2 separate regions of the Homo sapiens genome follow, and region 2 is linked to region 1. A link is a loop called in an ENCODE intact Hi-C map of the cell type or tissue named here. Cell type or tissue: Calu3. All regions are shown on one strand.

Evidence for each region. Peaks named below come from ENCODE experiments on the same cell type or tissue, not always from the same donor. Only the 100,000 strongest peaks of a DNase experiment are listed, where the experiment ranks them.
Region 2: it touches region 1 in a loop (4-fold over the local background); 2 of 110 quality-filtered maps call a loop at or near these places.

Annotation. Positions count from the first base shown.
Region 1 is chr2:189,139,834-189,147,833 of GRCh38, forward strand. All of the region lies in intron 1 of COL5A2 (collagen type V alpha 2 chain), which reads right to left. Among named protein-coding and RNA genes, the nearest start is that of MIR3129, 11 kb to the left of the region's middle. In Calu3, a CTCF peak has its summit at 3,509 (motif pointing right); a DNase peak (open chromatin) is centred at 3,498.
Region 2 is chr2:189,219,368-189,227,367 of GRCh38, forward strand. It overlaps a transcript of COL5A2 not described here. Among named protein-coding and RNA genes, the nearest start is that of COL5A2, 44 kb to the left of the region's middle. In Calu3, no CTCF peak of the experiment used is centred here; a DNase peak (open chromatin) is centred at 3,314.

The sequences.
Region 1 (8,000 bases):
GGAAGCCAAGGCAGGCAGATCACGAGGTCAGGAATTCGAGACTAGCCTGGCCAATATGGTGGCACCCCGTCTCTACTAAAAATACAAAAATTAGCTGGGCATGGTGGCGCGCACCTGTAGTCCCAGCTGCTCAGGAGGCTGAGGCAGAAGAATCACTTGAATCCAGGAGACAGAGGTTGCAGTGAGCCAAGATGGCGCCGCTGCACTCCAGTCTGGGCGACACAGAGAGACTCTATCTCAAAAAAATAAAAAAATAAAAAAGTGACCAGATGTTAAATCATGTCCAAAATACAATTGGTTAGCATTTCTATAATTCTCCAGTTATAAACATCAAGAATAAAAATAAGAATCAAAGTGTAAAATATGTATTTATACCAAAATAATCACACTTTAACATATGTACATACATGATACGATACCATATAGGGCAGAAAATAAAACTAATATTTTCCAGCAATTGTAAACAGAAAAAACATGCCCAGGGCCTCAATGAAGAACACAGCCCTCTGATTCTACATTGCCTTTTTCCCTTTATCTTGTCTTAAGCAGATTAGAGGACTCTTCTGAATATTAATACATTTTAAACCTGGAGGCACATTTGGCATTATATTATAAAACAAAGATATGTTTATAGACCAGAAATTTAAACAAAGAGACACCACTGTGCTTCAACAAAGCTTATAATAAAAATACAGAAAAATCTATGTATGTATATGCACATATATATATAGAAAGGAAGAAAGAGAATAGGGAAGTTGATCTTTATTCAAAATGTACAAAGCTATAGTTACAGCTTTACATTTCCTTACTATTTCCCTTTTAGGTTATTATCTGTATCCCCTCCCCTTCTTTTTATTAAATCTTATTTCTCATTGTAGAGGCTTAATGTATACTAAGAAAAATAGTTTCTAGTATCAGAAGACATAGCTCTAGTAATTACCATAGAGAGAACTTGAGTAAGTAATATATTTTTCTAAGGCTCAGTTCTTCCAAATTAAAAATTAGTTTTAATAATTCTTATTGCAAGTGAAATGGATAAATTACATGAAAAAAGCATTTTAAACTATTAAGCACCACACAGATATTACTTGTTAATTAACCTAGATTCAAATATTTTATTCTAAAATATACTAAAATTTTCACCTTGCCCACTTAAGATTTAAAAATACTTCAATGATAAAATCAGCATTCTTTTATTAAAAGGAACTATAAAATAGCCAGATGTATTCCTTTTAATAGAGATGTGCTTTCAGTGAGGTATTCTGGGAAATGAAGCAGGACTTTGACAGGCAGAGATGGGGCTGGGCAATATGAGCTGAGGATTCCCCATGGTCTGGTAAGGAAGCCGACTTGGAAGTTAGCTGGAAATATAGTGTGCAGTAGACCAGTTAAAAACATTGGTGAATTAATATGCGTAAGGTTACCATTAATAATAATAATAAATACCATCTAGTGTTTACTTTATACAAGGCAGTTTTCAGATGTTATCTGATAAATGCTCACGACTATTCAAGGTAGAAATTATTTGCCTATTTTGCCTTATTACATATAAAGGGATTGGGGTTCACAGGGGCGAAATGATTTCACAGGCAGTGAAAAGTCAGTTTTCAGAGCCTTATCTTTGCAGATGCATTCTTTCTATTACTGTAACCAAAGACTATGCTGAGTATATATTAATATATACAATTATCTGACTGGGATAATTTATTTATGGCTCCGGTTAAAGATTTCCTCTTACCAAAAAATGTAAAATAAGTTCATATAGTCACATGGGTCACGTAGTTAATGCAAGTTTTAAAGTTAGCACGCTCATTTCCCAACTTCCCCCGAATTCTTGAAATTTACTAATGCTATTTCAAAATAGCGAAATGCACTGTTAAATTTCTTCTAGATTCTTAAGGTGTATTCTGACCTAAAAAATTAAGCAAACCGTCCTTTTAATAGGATCAAGGAGTTTATAGAGTTTAATAGTGAAGCCATCTCTTTTTCACTTGAAGAAATCCAATTCTGCATATTTTGCTTGCATGATTTGATAACGAAATGTATGTCAAGGATGAAAGACTAAAGGTTGAGCTTCATCAAACTAAGGAAAAATATTTAAGATGTTTTATGGATAGTAATTTTATAAATAATGTCAAATTCTTTTCTGGAATTTCCTATGCCTATGGTGAGAGATAATATAAATCTGATATAATCAAGAACTAGATTTTTCCCTATTATATGTAAATGTTAACATTGTATAGACTTGATAAGTTATCATTGGAATGGATACAGATTATTCCAAAATATTTAAAGTTTAATCTATATGTTTTCATGTTATGATTGACAATAATTTTAAACAAAATGTTTTTAATAATAAAATACATTTTAGTGCAAAACAAGATTACTCTTCGAACTAGGTATATTTAAACATCTATACTTCCCTTGAAAATCCTTGTTTTTTTATTTCTAAAATAAATGCTTAACATTTATGATATATGTATACCATAGATTATATTTTCCATACTGCAGCCAACTAGCTCACCATAATTATAAATTTTTTATATCTGTGCATATCATTTACCAATATTTATGTGTTTTGTTAGACTAAAATCTAACATTATTTATACAAATGTACTATACATAGACTTAATAATTGAATGCACTTATTAAGCACTCAATAAATGGTAGCCTCAAAGTAATGATTATCATTATATTAATGAATGTCCACTAAAGAATATAATTTAAATGCTTATTATCTTATGCCCACTCTTATATAAGGTCAACCAAAAAATTCTCTCCATATTTTACCTTAATTAATTCCTGTTCATTCTGCTTTCAATAGGACAGACATCCTTCAGATTTCTTTATACTATGATTACCCTGCAATCTATCTTAAACATAGCTATCGAAACTTCTTCTTAAATGGCCCTTCAATTGTGTCACCTTTCTCAAACCTCAGCAATTGCCCTCAGTCGCACTCTGGCCCAATAACAACTTTGTCCTCACCTTCAGAATTGTGTCATTTTTTTTTTCACTCTGGTTATTGTTCACACCTTACAAATCTCATCAACTGCTTTTTGACCTACTTGACTATTCTCTGGGCTATTCATTCTCTTAAATATTATTTTTATATACCAATGAAAAATCTACATTCTTAAGTAAATATTTTCCACATCAGCCATGATTGTTCGATCTCTCTCCTAATGTGTAACAAATAAATTTCTAGGTGCTTAGCCTCTAGCTTCATGCCACACAGAGTATGCAGTGTCAGCTACTTCATAAGCCACCAAGCCGCCTTGACTTGCCTGCATTATCTATATCACTGTTTGGAGGGCTGTTGTATATTGTTTGCAGTTTGTACACTTCACAAAGACTCCAACTGAGGGGGCCAGTGGGAAATGACATTCAATCCAAGCTCTCCTTGTCATACTATGAACCCTAGCTTGGGGCTGTATCTACTGGAAGAAGGAATGCCTTTTATTTTGCTCCTGTCCACTTGCCTAGGGTCACCTGGAGGTGGCACTGTTTTCTATTTCAGACAGAAGTCACCCAGAGGTGGCACTGTTTTCCATTTCTGTTTCTAATGTTATTTCAGACAAAAGGTGTATAAAGGCCTACTCTAACCCTGTAACTGAGGTCAATATTTCCCACTGTAAAATTTTCTGCCTAACTTAATCCCATCCTAATAAAGTCTCTCTCATATCCTCTATTAGAATGAGGCTTCTTTGATGGCATTAATGAAGTATTAATTCGACAACTAGGTTCTAAATATCCATTGTGTCCATTATACTATGATTACAAAACATATGAACAATCTGTTATTAAACAACTCATACTCTGATTAGGGAGCTAAGCCCATGCATGAAACTTTTAAACAAATATATACCTTGCTTTGGTGTGAAGTCTTCCAAACAATGAAAGAGAGACGTGTGGAGGTTAGAATAACTAGAAAAGACTTCACAGGGGAAACAGGTCTTAAACTGGACTTTGAAAAAGGAGTAAGATATTACTAGACTGTAGGAAGAAATGAAGACATTATAATAACATAAAAAAATCCTACAAGTGGTATATCATACGTATTATGTGTTCAGTCTTTAAAAAATATATAGCTGCAGAACTGGAATTCTTAAAGAACTAGACATGGTAATGAAGATTAATATATTGAGATCGCCAGGGTAGAATTTTAAGTTCAATCTGTTTCCCAGATCTTTAGAGGAGGAAAAAAAAGAAACAACGTAGTGTTTGTATTTATCATCTGCAAACCAGATGGTTATGGCAAGGGGTGTGGACATTCAAACACATTCTTCCCTGCAAGAAACCATGTTGCTGTGATGCAAGACTCTTGGGCCTCTGAAAACAGTGAACATAAAAGTACTTAAGAATTTTCTGAACAATTCAAAAACTCAAAAGACAGACAGATGAAAGAGAAAAAAAAGGTACAGTTTGACACACAGTTTCAGTAAACAAGTACATAGTTGGGTATTTGCTTAGTTTTACCTAGTTAGGAGAGTACAAGTTTTGTTTCTGAGCAAGAATCTTCTCAAAGGAGAGGGGAGAAAAACAATCAGTGCTTATTTACTGTAAATTTTGAATTAGAGAACTGGTCTGTGTTTGTATAGTCATGTATGTTAGCTTCATAAGGACACTGTAGGTTGCAGTATCCTTGTTGTACCCATACAATGCTGAATGAGTGAGAACAAACAAAAATATATGTGCATACATACATATATATGTTATATGTATATATTATATTTATATATTTTTCAAGACTGAAAAAATCCATTTGCCATCTTCTTGAATTAAAAAATACATATATTTTATATATATACTTTTATCAGAGTTTTTTAATCCTAATGAACTGGGAAGATGATAAGTGCTTATAATTCCAACAAATAATGTGAAACACCAGATGCACTAACCAGTCAGCGTGAGTAGAACATCCTGAGCAGTAAGCACAGTTGGGGCACTAAGCAGGCCTGACTTGCTAATGTAGATGAAGAATTCTCCATTTGGTTCTGAGTGGGAACAGATGCTTCATATCTTTTAGAAAGGAAATTACATTCTACAGAAGAGGAACTCAACACTGCCAAATTAATAAGATGAGAGATTTCATCATCTCCTGGAATACATTAGCATGCAATTTTCCTCTTGTTCCAATGATCCTTTCTGAACTAGCCCTTCTTAGAGTTTAGAACCTCATGGAAGCCCGAGCTGACCTAGTCTACAACCAGAATTGCCTTCAGAGCATTGCAAAATACTTTCTTAATTCCTATATGTATGAAACAGTAGAAGCCATGAGTGTTTCCATGTTTGTATAAAAACTTTCTTACTTCAGACTCTGAGTAAGCGGGATGTGAGAACACAGAAGGATTCTTGCACTTAGAAAGGGTTAGAAACATGACATGGGAACTATACTCCAATAGAAATTTTACTTAAATGAGTAAAGTAATGTGAAAAATTGCACACGTCAGGAATTAAGAATGATACATTTCTTGACCATCTCTTTCTTCTTGTTTATTTTTTACATGGATTCAAGGCAGCGTTCACTGAATTTCCTATTTAAATAGTAAAATACAGTAATGCAAATATACTATAATTCCCTAAAATAATACAACTAAGCTTAAAATATAAAATATTCACTTGCATAACCCCAAATATCTATTGAATATCTAATTTACAATTATGTATTGCTATTTGGATCACACACTAAAACTTTATGAACACAAAAACCTGACCTGCAATTTTCTTGCTATATAATCAGTGTCTATTATATTGCCTAGATCATTCTGGGCTCTTTAAAAACTATGGCCAATTAATGAGCTGAAGAAGATCTTATTCAGAAGGATTTTTATTGGGCAAGTACCATATTTTAAAGAAAAATACATACTTTTCTAAGCTACTTAGAGTATAGGGGAAGACCCATATAATAGGTGAAACCAGGCTACAAAAGTATATGAGATAAGGCATAATTATTATTTTCTGAAAAGGAAAAAAAGGAGAAAATAGATAGATAGTCCTTAATACTGTGATCCTTCTTTAGAACCAAAAATCTTCAGTTAAATTATTAAATTTCCAAAAACTTGACATGAGTGGAGTTTGCCATGTACATGAGTGAGGTAATGACTCTCACATCTGGACTCATAAAGAGCAAGACAGTAGAATTACATTGAAGGCAAGGACCAAGGATTTAGGAAGGTTACATGCAATTTAACTGAAAAGGCACCTACAACTAACATCTTGATTAGAATGATGATATCTTCATACATTGATCGGATGAACAATGAAGGAAATGGGAAAGGTATTCCAGAAAGATCTGGGAGAAGGTACAGTTGTGAAATTTTACCATTTAGTAAGAATTGTACTGCAAAAGAAAAGAAAAAGTTCAGTGGGAAGTGAATGAAGATAGAATAATTAGGGATCAAATTATGAAAGGCATTGGTTGTTAAACTAAAAAATATGAACCTTACTTATTCTATGGGCTACAGGGACACTATTTAAGCAAAATTATCTAAATAGTGTATAACAAGAAAGAAAGTGAAAACATTGGATAAAGTATAAATAAGGTGAATTTATATTGTAATCCCATCATAGACATACAGAATGCACATTGGAGTACAAGAATACAGATGATTACAGACATCAGTTTGCCAAAATTGGATTTTCCGAGTCTAGGCAGACTTGAGCAGGAATTGATGAAGGTTGTATCATGGGTGCCCACTTCTGTCTACACAGTATTCAAAATGATTAAGCCTAGCATTTGGCAAGAAAAAAGGAATGCCATATAAAATAATTTAATTTTAGTAAAGGGAACTTAGGAAAATCTGGCCATTATTAAAAAAGAAGTAAAAAGAAATAGTTTAAAATAAAATGAACCACGGGACGTCTGGAGACTATTTTAAAATACATCATTAGAAGCCCAAGATGAATTTTTTGTCATGAATCATAAAAACAAGCCAGATGCATTAAAAAATGCTTTCACAGCAAACTATTACAGTAAAAGCTGCCTTCATAGGAAGAAACAAGCATCTAAATCAAATTTTCCCAAGTCAAGGAAGAAAGGGAAGCCTCTAAAATTTGACACATCAGACATAACTGGAAATTAGACCAGAAAAAGATTTGTGAAACTATCTTTGTGAAACTATATTTGTGAAAAAGATTGTGAAACAAGTAACTTCAAAGCCAACAATAAGAAGACCCTTAAAAATGTCAAACAGAGGAAGGAAACCAATTCCGGAATCCAAAGAAATCCTAAATATAAAATTGTATTATTGGGGTAATACTAAAAGAATAGTTAGTTCTTTTCTCTTTTAATGTATTCTTTTGACGATTTCAACACCTAAACTACATATTAAATTATGTGTGTCCAAAATACTGGATCAAATTGCCAAAAATGCATTGTTATATTTGACACAGATAAATACCTAAGATGCTATAACATCTATACGAAAATTATGAAAAAACGTAAGGGTTAAATGTTGAACAGTAAGCCAAGACATATGACCTACCAGTAACAAATTAAGCAAACCAGAAAAGACAAGTTGTCAATATGATCCCCATTCATAAAGACAGAATTCAGCGAAGACCCTGGAAATCTAAGGTTTACTTTCAACCAGGTGATCTGGTGGAATCTGTTACAAAGGAGAGAATAACTATCTTCTTAACACAATACAACTCACAGAGGAATCATGGTACTGGGAGGGAAAATGATGCTTGAATACTTGTATGACTAGGTTCATACAAAAACTGCTTGAAGATTGAATCACCATGGGATTTGGAAAGATGTTCTAACATGCATAAGGAGCTGTCTTAGAGTCAAGAAACAAGTAAAGACCAAAAAAATATTTCTTCAGGTGGAAAAATTCAAATACTGAGGGCTTCCTAGGACTACAGTGCTATAACGTCTCTAGAAAAAACATTACCCAGAGAATGTTCTGGGCTTACAGATAATATCAGAGTGCTTCTTTACCTTGCAGGCCATCTACATGCCTTAACTAATACCCCAGGGCCCCAGCAAAGTC
Region 2 (8,000 bases), 80 kb after region 1:
CGTTCAAACTTATTATTTATTTTTTCATTCTAAATAAATATTCACTCTCATACCAAATTTATATTTGTAATTTTGTAGTTCTTTCCTTATAGAGAGTCTCTCAAATTGAATACATTTCAGGCCTCACAAAAATCTGGAACTACCTTTATGTAAGGGTGGAAACTGAATGGATTAAAATCATCACATTCATGATGACTTAGGCAAGAAAGTGTAGATTACACTATAAAACACTTGGAAATAACTTAGGTAAGATAGAATTATAGATCCCACAGTTTCTCCTATCATGGTATTTAGAACTCTGAATGAATGGGAAAAGCATATAGTTTAAACTTTTTATTATAAAGTCTTTGAGATTTAGAAAAGTAAGCAACTTGCTTGAGTTAGTGAAATAAGCTGTGTACTAGGTTTGAACTACCGTGTAAGCCTGACATAACCCCTGGCCTAGCATCTGGGAGCTATGGAACCAGGGACAGCTTCACGGATACATGACCTGTGCAGATAGAGTGCCCCCCCCCCACTCTTAGAAGTGTTCTTCGCTGAGTTTAATACCATACTGTCATCGTGAAATTCTTAATAATTTTTGAACAAAGGGGTCCACATTTTCATTGTGCACTAAGCCATAAAATTATGTAGCAGTTCTGTGTAGAGCACAAATGGCCTATTATAATGTCTCATGATGGGTCGAAATGCAGGCCTTTATGCCCACCTGGCTGTCACTAGCTGCAGCTGCCACAAGAAGGACATGACCTCAGGTGAAGAGACACTCTGCAGCTGAGGCCCACCCTGAAGGGGCTGACACCTGGACAACAAGACTTTTCTTAAAGGGAGATCCAGGTAGTATATTGCTGTGTCCAACACAGTCATAACACCCATTTTCTCTATGTGTGTTAACATCTTATCAGAAAACTAAAAATAATTTTCATTGCCCAATTTTCCCCTTCTTCATTATGTGTGTAAAGTTTACCAGAAAGTCTGTCATTTTCCAAAGTCAATGTCTTAGTGAGAAAATTCTTTAGAGAATTCAAATTAGTAGAAAACTGTTTCTTCAGAATTATTTTAATTGTATTTTACAGTTACAGCTCTAATAAGCTCGGTGTATTAACAAAAAAAAAAAAGGATAAGTGCAAATGTTCTTCCATGGTTTGAACATGCCAATCACTTCCACATTAGCCAATATAAAAAGAAAATTTTTAGTCTCTGATTTTTTTAAATCAAATATCACTTAGATATACATTCCAAATAAACTATTTCAGGTAAATATGTATTTTAGAAAGATCTTGAATTTAGAGGAATCTGGAAAAAATCAACATCTGTCATCTTGGTTATAAATGAGAAAATAAATCACCAGCAGTTACAATACTTAAAATTAAAAGCCCAAAACAATATTTTAGCATCTCAGTATCATTTCTGATGTACTGTGGTCTGTGGCAAGATCATGAGCATGAGGCCCATCACCCAGGCCTCCCCATCACTCGTACCCTGATCATTTTTTATAGCACTAATTACCTTCTAACTTATTCTCATTTTTTAGTTTCAGTGCTTATCTCTTCCCTCTAAAATATAAGCTCTCTGAGCTCAGGGTTTTTTATCAGTTTTGTTCACTGTCATATCTCCAGGGCAAAAAGGAGTGGCTGGCCCATAATAGGTGTTCAAATATCAGTTAATGAATGAATGAATAAGTAAATCCATAGAAGGCTATTAAAAATCTTTCTAGAATTGCAACTAAAAATACTATCTGTAAATTCACATTTTCACGATTCACAGAGGTGGAGAGCTGTTATACTGGATCTCAACAGAAATCGAAATCAAAATGATAAGGCAATATTCATACTCTTAAACACTCTGAGTTAGAAAAAATAATTACGGCATAAACCAGTTTGAAGTTCAGCTTTTGTTCATGGATGATTACATCTACTCAGAATCATGCTTTTGTTGCAGTCTAATGGTTATCTTAAATAGCTGAGGAAGGTATAGGAAAGTTATTCTAATTCTTTTTGGAAATGGATAAAGACCTAGATAATTGTATCCTGTGCTGGTAATAAAGCTTGGTTTCTACCTTGCTGCTCAGGATATGATTAAGGTCTTATCATTCACTGATACATAGGAACATAAATCCTTGGGGAAGAGGGGTGGGATGTTAGAATGAAAGGCTAAAATAATAATAATAATAATAACCATGATGTTAACATTAACACTGAAAGCACATATTTGATGTGAAGTCTATATTCAGACATTACAACCTCTTTATTATAAGATAAGAAATGTGACTGAGGTAAGCTTACATTTAGATAAAGGATTGAAGAAGGCACATGGAACTTAGACAGGAGTAGTTCTTGACCCTTGCAAAGAAAGATTTCTTATTCTAATAGATCATGTCCCTAAGAAAAATTCATTCATATTTTTCATATACTTCTGTTATCTACCCCTCACAGGCAGCAAGGGTAGTCAATGGCAATGTTATAAAAGTTAGACTAAAATTTGACAAACTAATAATGCTGGAACCCCACTATAACTGCATTTCTACAGAATGGAGTTTTCTATAATGTGGATCTATTCAAGATTTAAATCTAAGGATATTTGTCTTCTGAAATATGAATGTGTACATAAGACAGTTGTACCACACCCTGAGTCCATTCTGAGTCACAGGCCTGAGGCCTCAAAAAAAAAAATTATAGGGCATTACTAGAATTAAACACTTAAAAATGCATAACATTATTTTAGTTGATTCAGATAAGTCACTATCATTTTGTTGCTGTTTAACTTTTCTCTTATTCTCAAACAGATGCTAATTAGTAGGGTAAATTAGTCTAAATGTGCTTTTGAGTTTAAGCCAGATGTCCACAAATGTTAGTGTACATCAGAATTATCTGAGATGACTGATAAAAGTGGAAATTCTTAGGCCCCTTCCTTAGAGATTCAGATTCAGTAGGATTGAGGGTGTGGTCCACATATTAAGAAGTATTAGAGCACATATATATGTATTTCAAGCTCTTGTTGGTGTTAGAAATCATTTTAGAAACAATACTATGTAGCAAAGATAAGAAATATTTAATGAATAAATATGTTATCAAGTATGATTTTCATAATATATTCTCCAACCCTTGTACGTCAATGAAAAGTATTTTCTATCTCCTGCCAGTGATATCCTCCTATCCAGGAAAGGTGCCAGTTCAGGTTTGTTCTACAGAATTGAAAGAAACAGCTGTGTACTAGCAAATGCCAGAACAGAAATGACCGGGTAATTTCCTTCTTAGGCTACCAAGCAGACTGATCTTCAGAGAAACTAGGCTGGGCACTTGAGAAAGCACTTAAGGGCTTGACTCCCGGCCATTGGACTTTGGCCAAGGCAAACCTGCCTGCTTTCCTCCTCAGAAGGGGCAGTTGTGTTTGTAGTTTAGGAAAGGAAATCACTAATGCCCAGTAGAAAGCCTCCCAGAATCCCAACAGTATAACTCTGTTACAGGCTGAATACAGTATATCACCAAGCAATGAAAAATAGATCTCAAGACTAGAGTAAGCCAGCATTGGTCCTGAAAGCTACTTCATATGAGGCTAATCTAGTCTCTTACGGTGAGAAATTCTCATTCACCCAGTGTGAGTGTTCCCAGGAGTATATTAGAATAATTCATGGATAACATTCAAGGCTATAAATAAATAAATACTAAATTTCAATTAAAAAGGTTAAATATCTGGGTTTTGTCTAAGTCAGTCCAGCTAAAAATGTGCTCCCATATAAATTAGTTTTATAACAAAATATCTTATCTTATGTTCATTAGGCAATAAATTTCTTCAAATGACTTACACAAAAAATCTCCACCAAAATAATTACTGAATGAAGCCATTATGGAAAAGCCAGCTTTTCATCCAAATTTAACATTTTTTTCCTCCTCCAGACTATCTCACTTATAAGAGTTAATGCAACAAAGCCATACACTGAACAGAATTCTATGCAAATAGCTAGCCTGGCCTACACCTGCCTAATCCATATCCACTTCCTTTTTTTCCAAATTCAAATCATTCTCCTCATTCACTGAGTCTCTGTGAACACTAGACCAAGCTAGGCAGTTGGAAGCTCAGAAATAAACCAAGAAGTCTAGAAAAAGCCAATGAACTTGTAGAGGAATATGTGTGTTCATGAAAAGACATGCACAAGAATATTTATAGCAGAACCATTCTTAATAGCCAAAAGCCAGCAACCGCCCACGTGTGTATCAACAACATCGTGGATAAATAAATTTGTGGTTATAGTCATACAGCAATAAAAATGAATGATCTATAATTACACACAATTATGCAAAAATCTTTCAAACATGATGAGCAAAAGGAGCTACATTGTTATTCCATCCTGTATATTTCTATTTATATGAAGTAAACTTTGGTGCTACAATTCATAATAATGGTTAACTTGAGGGGAAGGGATAGATGGTACTGATTGGAGCTGGATACTAGGGGAGTATTCTAAGTTGCTCATAAGATTCTGTTTACTTACCTGTGCCCTAGCTATAAGGGTCTGTTCACTCTAAGCAAATGTATTGTGTGGGTTGTACACAAATTATACACGTACTTTTCTGTATGTACACTATACTTCAATAAAAAGTTCAGTTAAGAAAATTCTGTCACATTGTGATACCTCTAAGAAAAATTACGTAAAATATATTAAATATGAAAATGAGAGATAACAACAGGGAAGGAGGGGTGGTGCCAAAGGAAGCTGAGAGAGAAGAAGAAAAAGATGAAAGGATGCTTTCATAAAAATAACTGCCTGTTTCCTGTTGTGAAGAGGTAAACTGGGGATAAAATCTAAAAAAAAAAGTTTCTTCTCCAATGAGCAAAATGTATGTCAAAAATTAAACACAACCAAAAAAATAAATGACACTGAAGTCCCTGACTAATCATGTAAAAAATAAAGTTAGTTCCCTGTCTTACCCCAGGTAATTTTCCAGAAATAACTTACCATTCCAATTTAGAGAGAGGTAAAATATAGAACAGGATATAATAAAATATGAAAGAGGAAACTATTTTTTAAAACTAGAAAATATGGCTGGGCACGGTGACTCACGCCTGTAATCCCAGTACCTTGGGAGGCTGAGGCGGGCGGATTTCTGGAGGTCAGGAATTCCAGACCAGCCTGACCAACATGGCAAAACCCTGTCTCTACTAAAAATACAAAAATTAGCTGGGCATGGTGGCACACGCCTATAGTCACAGCTACTCGGGAGGCTGAGGCAGGAGAATCACTTAAACACAAAAGGCGGAGGTTGAAGTGAGCTGAGAACATGCCACTGCACTCCAGTCTGGGTGACAGAGTGAGACTCTGTCTCAAAAAAAAATTAATATTAAAAAATAAAAACTAGAAAATACAATTTTGAAGCATGAATAGCAATTCTAAGCATGACATAAGTTTTTCAACTTGAAAAGTCAAAACTTTCTATGCATCCAAAAACCATTAAGTGAAAGTAAGAACATATAAAAAAAAACTGGAGGAAATACTTGCAACTTATATGAAAGGCAGAGTCAATATACTTGATTTGCTAAGAATTCTTAAAAACCAATTAAAATCTTTTAACAGAAAGACAGACAAGAGACACAGCAGGCATGTCACGAAAGAATACAAGTTAATAAAAAATAAATCAACTGCAATGCATATCAAAACAATGAGACATTTTACAATTATAAAACTGGCAAGGAGTTAACACAGAGATATTATGGGGTATATATACTAAAACTATACTGAGGGACAATTAACCAAGCTTAATCAAAACTCTTTATACTGTACATACCACCAGTGGCTCGATGTTGACTCTCAGCAGTCTTCCTAGAGAATCAGAAGCAGGTGGTTTTGTGGTACGAGAGATAGCAGCAACTCTAGGATCCAAAAGCCTAATAAGGCTGCTATTGGGTATAGCACAGATGAGTGGCAGGTGGCCAGAGTTCTCAAGACCTTTGATACAACAGGAGTTAGTTCCTAATGAGGTAAAAATAAAGAAAAATATTCATATCAAACTGACCCAGATGGACTAGTTGAAAAATGGCAATCACCTCTCCCATCTTCAATATAGTGTTTAGTATTATCTTAACCTAAAAAACTCTTACCACAGCTTATTTTTCACAGTCAGACTCTCAGGGAAATCTGTATTCAAATTTGGCCAAACAACAGATTTCTTCTCTTTGTACAGTTTTGCTAAATGAAAAATCTGGTGAGGGCCTGTTTCATTTTCCCATTTATAACACAGAGAATATAATCAGTATTTTGGAGAAAAATAGTTTTTCAGCAAAAAGAGATATTTTCCAGCTATGAAAAATAAGAACATTAAACTGTTTAAAACCAAAGCAAAAAAAAATAAGCAAACAAAAAACACCATTTCATATATATGTTCTAAGTTGAACACAGAATTTGGAGGGTTTTCTGATTTTCTTATTTGTGTGGTTGCCATACTGATTTGTTTTGTTTTGTTTCTTATACTTTTTCACTTGTAGAACAACCAGTGATTTAAATTACATGAGTACAGAACCAATATGTGCTTTCTCTGACTCCTGGGTACAGACTCTGAAGTTGAACTGCCTGTGTTTAATTCCCAGTTCTTCTATTATTAAGCTGCATGACTTTGAGAAAGTTACATATTATTATTTCTGTGCACTAGTTTTCACCTTTACAAAATTGGAAAACAAAGGCAATATGCCTACAATGCTTTTATGAATATTAAATATCATCACATAAACACTTCAGTTATGTCCGGATGCAATAAAAGTGCTTAATAAATAGTATCTGTCATTATGTCTACATCTCCTAGCTATTTTCTCTACTACAGATAAAAATGATAGAGCATGATTTGTTAGCAATGACATTCCCCAAAACTCAGCAAACAAAAGCATATGTAAATAGCAAAACCTAATAGTAAATAGAGGAATGATTGAGGAGTGGCATCAGCAAGATGTAGTAATAAAAAGCACCTCCTTCATCTCACAAAACATCAAATCAATAACAATATATGGGCTAATTCTGTTTATGAGAAATCCCAAAACCAGTTAAGAGGCACCTGCATCCCAGGAGAACACAAAGCCAGCCACATTGAAGCAAGTAGAAGAATTTTTGTCACCCTCTCACCATAGTCCTTCTGCCTGACAGAGCACCATGTGATTGGAGGGAAACTACCAGTTTTGGATTCGATTCTCCCTGGTGAGAGAAAGAGAAGACTAGCCCATACATCCAATGTTCTGACTTCTCAGGGAGGTTTTTGTCTTGCCTGTCTTGGAGCACTGATAACATCAGACATACTCTAGATGCTTGGGGGCCACTGAGAACAGAAAAAGAACTGGGTGTATGCTGCTACTCCAGAGGAACCACAGTATCGCAGACAGAGGCCTCCCCCTCAAGGAGGAAAGAGAAAAGTGGAACACATGTCCAACAGTCCAGCTTTTTGAGGGGCTGCCCAAGGGGCTGGTTTCTTTCTTGAATTTCTGGTAATGCAGATGGGACCTAGCATACTCTAGATGCCAGGAGCCAACAAGAATATAAAAGATTTGAGCGGCATGTTGCTGCTCAGATAGGATGGTCTGACAGCAGGTCAGAGGGCCCACCATAGGATGGCAGACATCAGAGAAAGCAAAAGATTATGAACTTCTGAAAAAAGGAAACTAGCAAATTCTTCTAAACAGAAATCTACACATGCAAAGCCCAGAAAAGACACATCCACAGAAAAACTTTGAGAGGCCTTCAGAATCTCTACTTGGGCCAATTGGTGAAAGTTTTTCTCTATTATAAAGCTAGTTTACAAAGAGTGAGAGAGGTGGTTTGTATTTTCAAATATCCAGACACCAACACAAATGGGGGGAAAAATGGCCCAATCAAAGGAACAAAATAAATCTCCAGAAATTGACCCTAAAGATACAGGTTATGAATTACCTAAAATATAATTCAAAAATAAACATCATAAATAAAGATGCTCAGTAAGCTCATGAAAATAGTGTATGAACAAATTAACAAAACAGCAATAAGTTCT